Linked DNA regions of Homo sapiens: region 2 is linked to region 1. Evidence: read pairs that join two places in POLR2A ChIA-PET (ENCODE). Cell type or tissue: MCF 10A. All regions are shown on one strand. Links, peaks and the distances in the headings refer to the core of each region. The heading gives the core; the rest is flanking DNA.

What was found. Peaks named below come from ENCODE experiments on the same cell type or tissue, not always from the same donor. Only the 100,000 strongest peaks of a DNase experiment are listed, where the experiment ranks them.
Region 2: POLR2A ChIA-PET joins it to region 1 with 5 read pairs; 7 of 35 experiments call an interaction of 5 or more read pairs at or near these places.

The regions. Positions count from the first base shown.
Region 1 is chr12:69,499,465-69,504,752 of GRCh38, forward strand. The region is part of intron 1 of FRS2 (fibroblast growth factor receptor substrate 2); the gene reads left to right. Among named protein-coding and RNA genes, the nearest start is that of SNORA113, 13 kb to the right of the region's middle. In MCF 10A, for the core only: no CTCF peak of the experiment used is centred there; a DNase peak (open chromatin) is centred at 3,077.
Region 2 is chr12:69,366,862-69,370,861 of GRCh38, forward strand. YEATS4 (YEATS domain containing 4) reads left to right here. Exons shown (of 7, transcript NM_006530.4): 5 at 3,845-3,937. Among named protein-coding and RNA genes, the nearest start is that of YEATS4, 9.1 kb to the left of the region's middle. In MCF 10A, for the core only: no CTCF peak of the experiment used is centred there; a DNase peak (open chromatin) is centred at 120.

The sequences.
Region 1 (5,288 bases), core at 757-4,756:
TGACCCCTGTTAATATTTTAGGGCATTCCTTTTCAAATCTGTCCCATATCATGTGTTCCCCTCTGCCCTCCACCCTCCAATTTTGGAGAAAGCATCCACAAGGCTACATATCTCCTCTCATAGAGTGTGAAAGTTTTTAAGAAACAACATTCTAAAATAAGATGATTTTATTTGCACACATGATTTTATTTGTGGAATGAATGAGCTGGTAAATTCTGGAATTCAGTGAATGGAGAGGGATGAATCACAGGTAGCTTCTAGATTTTTAGATTGTGTGAATGGTTATATAGGAGAATCTAGCTAGGTTTTGATGGTGAAGTTGGAGTAGGGTGGGGGTGGGGGATGATCCAGAAGAAAATGGTGTTGAATTTGATGTGCTGGTATAGTATCCCAAGTTGGAATCTGGAGCTTAGTTGAGAATTTGGGGTCATCAAATAAGCCAGAAAATGTGGAGAAAAAATTGAGTTTAAAATGGCCACAATTCTGGTCAGAGTAGTGTTTCTGACACTTCAGTTTTTTTGAGGGCCATTCCAAGATTCAGTTATTTCCTTAATATCTTTAAATGACTCTTTTCCTTAAATACATTTATTTAAAGAGAAATTTTATATTGGTACCGTAAATGGAAAACTAGTATCACTGGCTTTGAATAGTTGGCAATGGCAACATTAAAATAACAACGAAATAATGGTATTAACTTTTAGATAGATGCTGTTACCTGCTAAATTCTCTGAGCCTAAATCTGCCCAGTAAAAAAAACAAAAAACAACAACAAACGACATGAAGATACTAAGATCTTGTAATTAGAAGGCTTGAGGGATTGAAAAGCTATTAACTTTCTCATGACATGATTGGTTATTGTATACATTCTACCTAAAGTGGGCATACATCCCACACATCCTAAAGTGGGGAGCATCAAGGTATGGTAGAGGGAAGAGGAATTGGCAGTGGGAATAGAGAGGAATTGATAAAATACCTTCTCAGTGTGTTAGGAAGTTTTATCTAGAATATAAATTAGTAAATGAAAATGTGGACAAGGTGCCTAACAATGATGAAGAAAATGCATTCTTAGATTTCAAATATAGTATCTATTAGAACATTTCTTTTGGTTATGATTCTGGTCTTATGATTGAGTCTTAGCAGGCTTATTTAATTCAACCATAATAATTCAGTAAATGACATTTGTAGATACAGGCTTAAACGTGAATTAGACTGTCATCTTTTTATATATGAACTGTCTCTAAAAAGGAAGAATTCCACCCCTTTTTAGATCCTACTTTGAGGGAATGTGATTATATATAATAGGGATAGGGAATAATTTTGAGGAATAGTTTTGTGAGTCATATACAAAGGTATGAACCAACACTGGTCACAGATGTGAAGTTCTTTTTACTTTTGGTGGATGGGGGAGGAATGAATGTATTAATGGTTTACTTGTGTTTTTGTTATCCTTAAAATGAAAATTTGTCCCTTAATTCTGAACACATTTTTGGAAGTTCTTTAAATTTATGCTGATTAAATCATTCTACTTTTCTGTGGATTATGCATAATAGTACTTTGTTGTTTTCTACATTATAAAATTAATTTTAAAGAATATCTAAGGGGAATGTATGTGCTTTCCCTGCCTTCTTTTCAAGCTGAATTGAGATGGTCCCAATTTAAGATGAACTTTTTCTGTTGAAAAAAGACTTGTTTAGGAATTGCCATCCTTAAAAAAAAAAAAATCATTGTATTGCTACATATGATGATTACAACCTCCCCCCTCCCCCTTTAAAAGAATGAGACAAGATATAAATAAATACGTAGTGTAATTGCCAGGACACAAAGCTCTGTAATGTACCTGAAGTACAGACTGCTCATGGCACCTAACCACCATTTTTAACAGTGATTCTGTGGGGGTGGAAAGACATTCGTGACTCCCGACCAACCAGTGAATCATTTTGGCATGTACCATGTTGAAGTTTGGAATAGAAATAATTGTTTCTAGCAGAAGAGATGTATTAGAATTAGATATCTCTTGCTGTTATCTGCTCTTGAATGTGCCAGAAATTGTATTCAGTAGAAGGTATAATTGTTAACATATTTCTTTTGCATTATATTAGGGCTTTTAAACTTAATTTTGAGCAACATTCAGTTTAGCATAACAAACAAATTAGATGTTAAGTGTTAGATTCACTGTAGAAATATGCTCCACTGCTCATCTGGAGATTTTTCTGGTTCTCAGTTTCTTCAAGCATATCAGGATTCTCGAACTCTGGAGGGTGTGGACGGTTGTGTGGAAAGAGGTGATGAATTGGCTGTATTACCTGAAAGTAAATTCCCCATCTTAATCAGTTGATGTTGGGATTTCATTATCATATTGTTTATTAAAACACCATTCTATTGTTGTTGATATATTTTCCAGGTTACAAGCATTCTTTACTAGACAGCATTAGCGTAGACATCTGTGGAAGCATGTGTGAAACAACTGTATGGAGAAACACCTATCTGTTTTTTTTGTTTTGTTTTTTTTGTTTTTTTGTGAGATGGAGCCTCCCTCTGTCACCCAGGCTGGAGTGCAGTGGTATGATCTCGGCTCACTGAAACCTCCGCCTTCTGGATTTAAGCAATTCTTCTGCCTCAGCTTCCTGAGTAGCTGGGTTTATAGGCACCTGCCACCACGCCCGGCTAATTTTTGTATTTTTAGTGGAGACGGGGTTTTACCGTGTTGGCCAGGCTGGTCTTGAACTCCTGAACTCAAGTGATCTGCCCACCTTGGCCTCCCAAAGTGCTGGTATTACAGGTGTGAACCACTGCACCTGGCTAACACCTATCTTTTGTATTAAAGGGACATCATTTATTAGAATGGACTTCACTGAATGCAGCTTTTCCAGTTGATAATGTAGTTATTCCAAGAAATCTTATATATAACACAGTTTACTGTGATTTTTTTAATTTTTAATTTTTTTTTTATTATAGAGTTGGGGTCTCACTGGTTGCCCAGGCTGGTGTCAAACTCCGAGGCTCGAGCGGTCTTCCCACCTCAGCCTCCCAAAGTGCTGGAATTATAGGTGTGAGTCACCATGCCCGGCCACTGTGATTTTTGGTTGATGACAGCTTATCCAGCAAATATTTATTGCATGCCTATGTGTCAGACATTTTTTAAGGTGCTCAGTATTCCGCAGAGAACAGGAGACATAATCTCTGTACGGATGGAGCTTTCATTATGATAAGTGAGAGGAGCAGCAAGCAAATTAATACATACAGTCTGGTAATTATAAATATGAGGGAAATGAATGCAGTGTGGTTTCAAAGCTATGTACCCCATTATGATGACCTTTCTTTAGTTTCCAGGCAAATTTATAGTCTGCCTCTGGTCTTCCTGTTGGAAGTGTTGCTGAAGCTAGAAGTAAATCTACCTACTCTAGCAGCAGCAGCAGCATCAGCATCAGCAGCAGCTGCCGCCTACAGCCTTTCCCTCCAAGGAGTCCCTTATTAATTTTGCTACATAACAAATTACCATAAATTCAGTGGCACCCACAGTTCTATACATCAAAAATCTGGATACATGTGGCTAGATTCTCTGCTCAGGATATCACAAGGTTGAAATCGAGGTGTCAGCTGGGATGATTTCTTGTCTATAGGCTCTGGCAAAGAATCCACTTCTAAGCTCATTCAGATTATTGGCAGAACTGAGTTCCTTGCAGCTGTAGGACTGACGTCTTGTTTCTTTGTTGGCTGTCAGCTGGGAGCCACTCTCAGCTTATAGATGCTGCCTTTATTCTTTGCCATATGCCCCCCCTCCATTTTGAAAGCCAGCTATGGAGAATATCGTTTTTGTCTAATCTCTCACCGACCAGTCTCTCTGACTTCTGTCTTCTAGACCCACGTTTGAAGGATTTTTGAGGTTAGTTCAGGATTATCCAGCTGGATAATCCCATTTTCTTAAAGTTAGCCTGATCATGAAAGTAAAATCCCATCATATTCATAGTCCTAGAGATTTTACAGGGTATATACATCATGGAGCAGGGATTTTGGATCTTAGAATTCTGCCTACTACTGACAGTCCCCATTGCATGGCTGCCAGTAAGTGATGCAGTCGCCTCTTGTGTGTGGTGTGTGAAGAGGAGCATTAGCAACCCTCCTTTGTACATCTGTCTATCACCAGAGACCATGAGCTTCTACGTGGTGGTAATGGAGATTCTTTTGGGCTGTGGAGAGGAGTTTGGGCAGTAGTTGGTAGGAACTGCTGAAGTTGTGAAATAGTGTCTTTGCATTTACCTCTTCAGTGCTAGGAGTAAGATGGGGAATGATGGCTTGGAGAAGAAAGCAGAGTGGAAGGGTAGGTTCTCATGCCCTACATCACCCCTGGGGTGCAGAGTTTAGCCATTTTATAGAAATGAGAACAACACCAGTGCTTTTATTTTTTAAATCCCAAATGAAAATTAGTATTAAATTGCTTTTACAGATTTTTAAAATTTGGCTGGGCCCGGTGGCTCATGCTTGTAATCCCAGCACTTTGGGAAGCCGAGGTGGGTGTATCAGTTGAGGTCAGGAATTTGAGACCAGCCTGTCCAACAAGGTGAAACCCCGTCTCTACTAAAAACACAGAATGTTTATTGCATGCCTATGTACCTGACAGTTTTTAAGGTGCTAAGTATTCAACAGAGAACAGGAGACATCTCTCTGTTCTGATGGAGCTTTCATTCCGATGAGTGAGACAAGCAGCAAGCAAATTAATAGATACAGCCTGGTAATTATAAATATGAGGGAAATGAATGCAGTGTGGTGGCAGGCACCTGTAATCCCAGCTATTCGGGAAGCTGAGGCAGGTGAATTGCTTGAACCCAGGAGGTGGAGGTTGCAGTGAGCCAAGATCATGCCAGTACACTCCAGCCTGGGTGACAGAATGAGACTCCATCTAAAAAAATAAATAAAAAGTTTTTAAGGGAATTTAAAGCATAGAACCAGGAGACTGAAGTGAGAGTTTATTTAAGAACACCAAATAAAACAAAGTACAGATGATCCCTGATTTACAATGGTGCTACCTTTGATTTTTTGGCGTCACAATAGATTTATTGGGATGTAATCCCTTCACAAGTCAAGGAATATTTATATACATTATAGAGGGAAAATAACATAAGTCTGCTATGTTAACAGTTGCATCCCATTATAAAAAATATATTTTTTCTCATAGATTATTATAATTTAATAATGTTCTTTTTATTTAATGTATGCTTTAAACATAAAATGTGCATTATGATAACTTTAAAAACACAAATAACTTTTCCTTCTTTCTCAAAGTAGAATTA
Region 2 (4,000 bases), core at 1-4,000, 130 kb before region 1:
CCTGAGGTGCTTGCTTATTTATTTATTAATTTTTGTGAGGTGCTTTTTAAAAATTCAAGCTCCTAGGCCTCACCTTTTGGAGAGTCTGATTCAGTAGGTTTGGAATGGGGCCAGCACCCCAGGTGATTTTGATGCACAATGAGAATTGGGACCCAATGACGTAGACTTACTCTTTTCTTCCTACGTAGGAATTTATTTAGGCAATATCTCAAATGAGAATCTAGTTTGGGCTTGCATATCTCCAATATGGAGAATTAACTTATGTCACTAAGTAAAACATCCTATTCAAGGTTGGGGTAGTTTTAGTTTTAAGAAAGCTGTACTTCGTTACGCTTCCCTGAACTTTTTACTGATTACTATTCCTACCTTAGTTTTCTTTTCTCATGAGTAAGCATCCATAGCTCATTTAAACATTTTTTGTGTTTTCATGTGATGAAGTTTTTAGATCTCCTACCATCTGTGTTGCCCTTCAGGAAAACACACTCATGTTATATTTTGTTTGGCAATAATTTTTTTTTTCTTTTGAGACAGAGTTACACTCTGCTGCCCAGGCTGGAGTACAGTGGCATAAACACAACTCACTGCAGCCTCCACCTCCTGGCCTCAAACAGTCCTCTGCCTCAGCCTCCCCAGTAGATGGGACCACAGATGCATGCCACCATGCTGAGTTAATTTTTTATTTTCTGTAGAGATAGGGGCTCGCCATGTTGCCCAGGCTGATCTCAAACTCCTGGGCTCAAGCATTCCTCTCGCCTTGCCCTCCCAAGGTGCTGGGATTACAGGCATGAGCCACCATGACCGGTCAAGAAATTATTAAATATTATATCTGCTATTTGTAAGATATTGTTTAAGGGATTGAGAAGGATACAAAAATGAGACACTGACCTTAATGAGAATAGTTTATTAGGGAAAAGAGAGCATAGAATTTAGCAGATGTTGAGAGGGAGAGAGAAGCAGCTCATATGTTACTAGAGTAGAAGCTCTTTTTAACTTTGTAAGATTGCTGGGTTTTCATTTTTATTTTGAGAATATGCTGCCTTACCTCCCTGTCTCCTCATCTGTTACCCCTTATCCCCAGTTGGAAAATAAATCTATGAAAGAAATCATTGTACCCTGTAACCTCATTATGAGACAGCTCTTGAAGTCACTCTTAGAAAGGTATATAACCTATTGCACTGCTATAGTGATTAATCTGTTTAATAGATTCCCATATAGATTTACATAGGCCTGAATTTTATTCTCTAAAAAATATTATAGGGTTTTTTAGTATTATTAAACTATTGTACTTTTTCAATAGTTAGCTCTTACAGAAAATGTCCAGTGAAGGTTTATTTAAAATATCTAAGAAAGACAAGTTGGTTGGAAGACAACTTGTGATTTACTTCTGCTACCCAGTAACCTATTATACAGATCAAGCCACTATAAAAAGAATGGTTGTTTCTAAAAGCAAAATGTCAAATTGAGTTTTCATTCCTAGAAATAGGGATTTCTAGGCAAGTATAGGCAGTTTCATTGTTCTAAGAATTTTCAAACACCACTCAAAATTACAGACATCTGTCTTGAAATGTTTTTATTGCCTATATCCGCATGAATGCCTCTGGAAGTCTGAATAATAAATTTAGGGAAGGACAGTTTTACAATGTAATTGTAAGAATTTCTTAATTGTAAAAGTCAGTTGTGCACATGGTTTTAAGAGAAGATTTTTGAAATAAGTGTAAGTCTTCTGTGTTAGTTTTCTGGTACCATAAACTGGGTGGATTAAAACAACAGAAATTTATTCCCACAGATCTGAAGGCTAGAAGTCTGAAATCAAGGTGTTGGCCATGTTTTTTCCAAAGCCTTTAGGGGAGCATCTTTCCTTGCCTCTTCCAGCCCCAGATGTTCCTTGGCTTTTGGCAACATATCTCTAATATCTTCCTCCATTGTCACATGGCCTTATCTTTCTCCCTGGTCTCTGTGTCTTCTTCTCTTAGAAGGACACCAGTCATATTGGATTGTGGTCCACCCTAATGACTTCATTGTAATTACACCTGCAAAGACCCTGTTTCCAAATAATGTCACATCCACAGGTGCTGAGAATTAGGGCTTCGTATCTTTTGCCTGCATTTATAGTCCCAGTTACTTGGGAGGCTGAGGCAGGAGTATCATTTGAGATCAGGAATTCAAGACCAGCCTGGGCAACATAGTAAAACCCCATCTCAAACAAAATATACCTTTTGCAGGGAGGTCACAATTCAGCCCATAACATCTTTATCCCATCTTTGACCTCTTTTCCAAGAAAACTGCTTTTTAACAGTTACCTGTTCTCAATTCCTCTAGAAATTACTCACTCCTGTGCATCTCATATATTTAAATCCCTAATACTGGATTTCTCAGCTTCAGATAGTATCTTTCAGTGCCTAATGATTGATTATAGGTGATCCTTTTTCGTCCTCTTTCCAAGTTTCTTTTTTTCATTTTGCCAAAGGAATTTTTTCAGAAAGGATGCCTGAGAAATAAACTTTCAGAGATATTGCCCATCTGAAATGTCCTTATTTTTTCTTCATAGTTCATTGTTGGGGAGAAAAATTCTAGGCACTAAAGGTAGATATGCTTTCTTGTCTATGAATGGAGAGAGAAGAGAAAGTCAAGAGGCCTAGCTACCCCATAGCATTCTTGACTTTGATACTTGCCAGTTCTGAGCTTGGAGCACTGTAGGGCTCCTGGGAGCTCTGGCTCACACCTCTTAGGCAGTTTTCTTAAGTTTTCAGGTTGTGGTTTTTCTCTGGTGTCATTGTTTATTATCCTTCTTGGTAGACTCATCTGCTTTCTGTCTGTTCCAGAAATTTGTTAAATTATTTGCTTTAAATAATTTGATATGTAATTCATGCTCTCTTATTTTGCTGTTATTTTAGTAGAATTCTGTGCATTTCCCTCCTCCCCTTTCTACATTCTTAGTGCATCATCTTGAGCCTGGAAGATGTCCTTTAAGTAGGATATTTCCACTTGCTGAGCCATGTCCAGGGAAATCTGACATTCTGTTAATTGAGCTAGATTGTCTTTAGGGGGAGTTGATGGTGCTTGTTTAAATTCAGTTGCAAGGAATTTTATATTTTCTGACTTTTTCAGTGTACCCTTCCTTGCTCCCTATTTCATGACTTTTTTGAAGAGTACCATTCTCTTACAATTATGCTAGCTAACTTTTTAGAAAATTATTTGGGGTCTGGTTTTCAGAACTTCAACATGAAGTCTGATGTTTTCCGAACTAGATTTTATTTTGCTGAAATAATCACACATTGTGCTACAAAGCTTTTCCTTTGATGTCTTACTATACCTGTTTTTAGGTATTTGAAGACATGTTGCTCTTGCCAAAGTGAATTATTACTGACCAACTTTTTATTTATTTATTATGTCATTTATGTAATAATCTTATAGATCCCCAAAGAAATTATCTTGCCCTCACTGAACTTTTTCATTCCCCACAGTAAATTTGTAAACTCTAATCTTCAAAGCAGTCACAATTAATCCACTTGTGTAAGTAAAAGAATTCATGTTTTAGTGATTTCTCAGTTTAATTTCTATAGCTTTATCTTGTGTTATTTTTAGTTTCCTCTCTAGAGATTCTTGAACAGATTCTTAATTACCCTCTAAAGAGTATTCATGTTAGGTAGATATGAATGGATCTAATAGGAAAATAAAGGTACAGAAAATTTGGGTGATTTGCTGCAATAAGTTGCAGTTGAAACAAGATCATGAATTTGACATGTATATACTTATTCCAGTCTCTATTTCAGTTAAAAAAATGCCAGTATCTTATGATGATAAAAACCATTGCACAGATTTGACATCTGTTTCTATTTCACAGGTAACCCTGTATCATTTGCTAAAGCTGTTTCAATCAGACACCAATGCAATGCTGGGGAAAAAGACAGTGGTTTCAGAGTTCTATGATGAAATGGTAAGAAGATTTTATAATGATAGTTTTAAAAGCATTTGAAGTTGGAGAACTTTGAAGTTATTG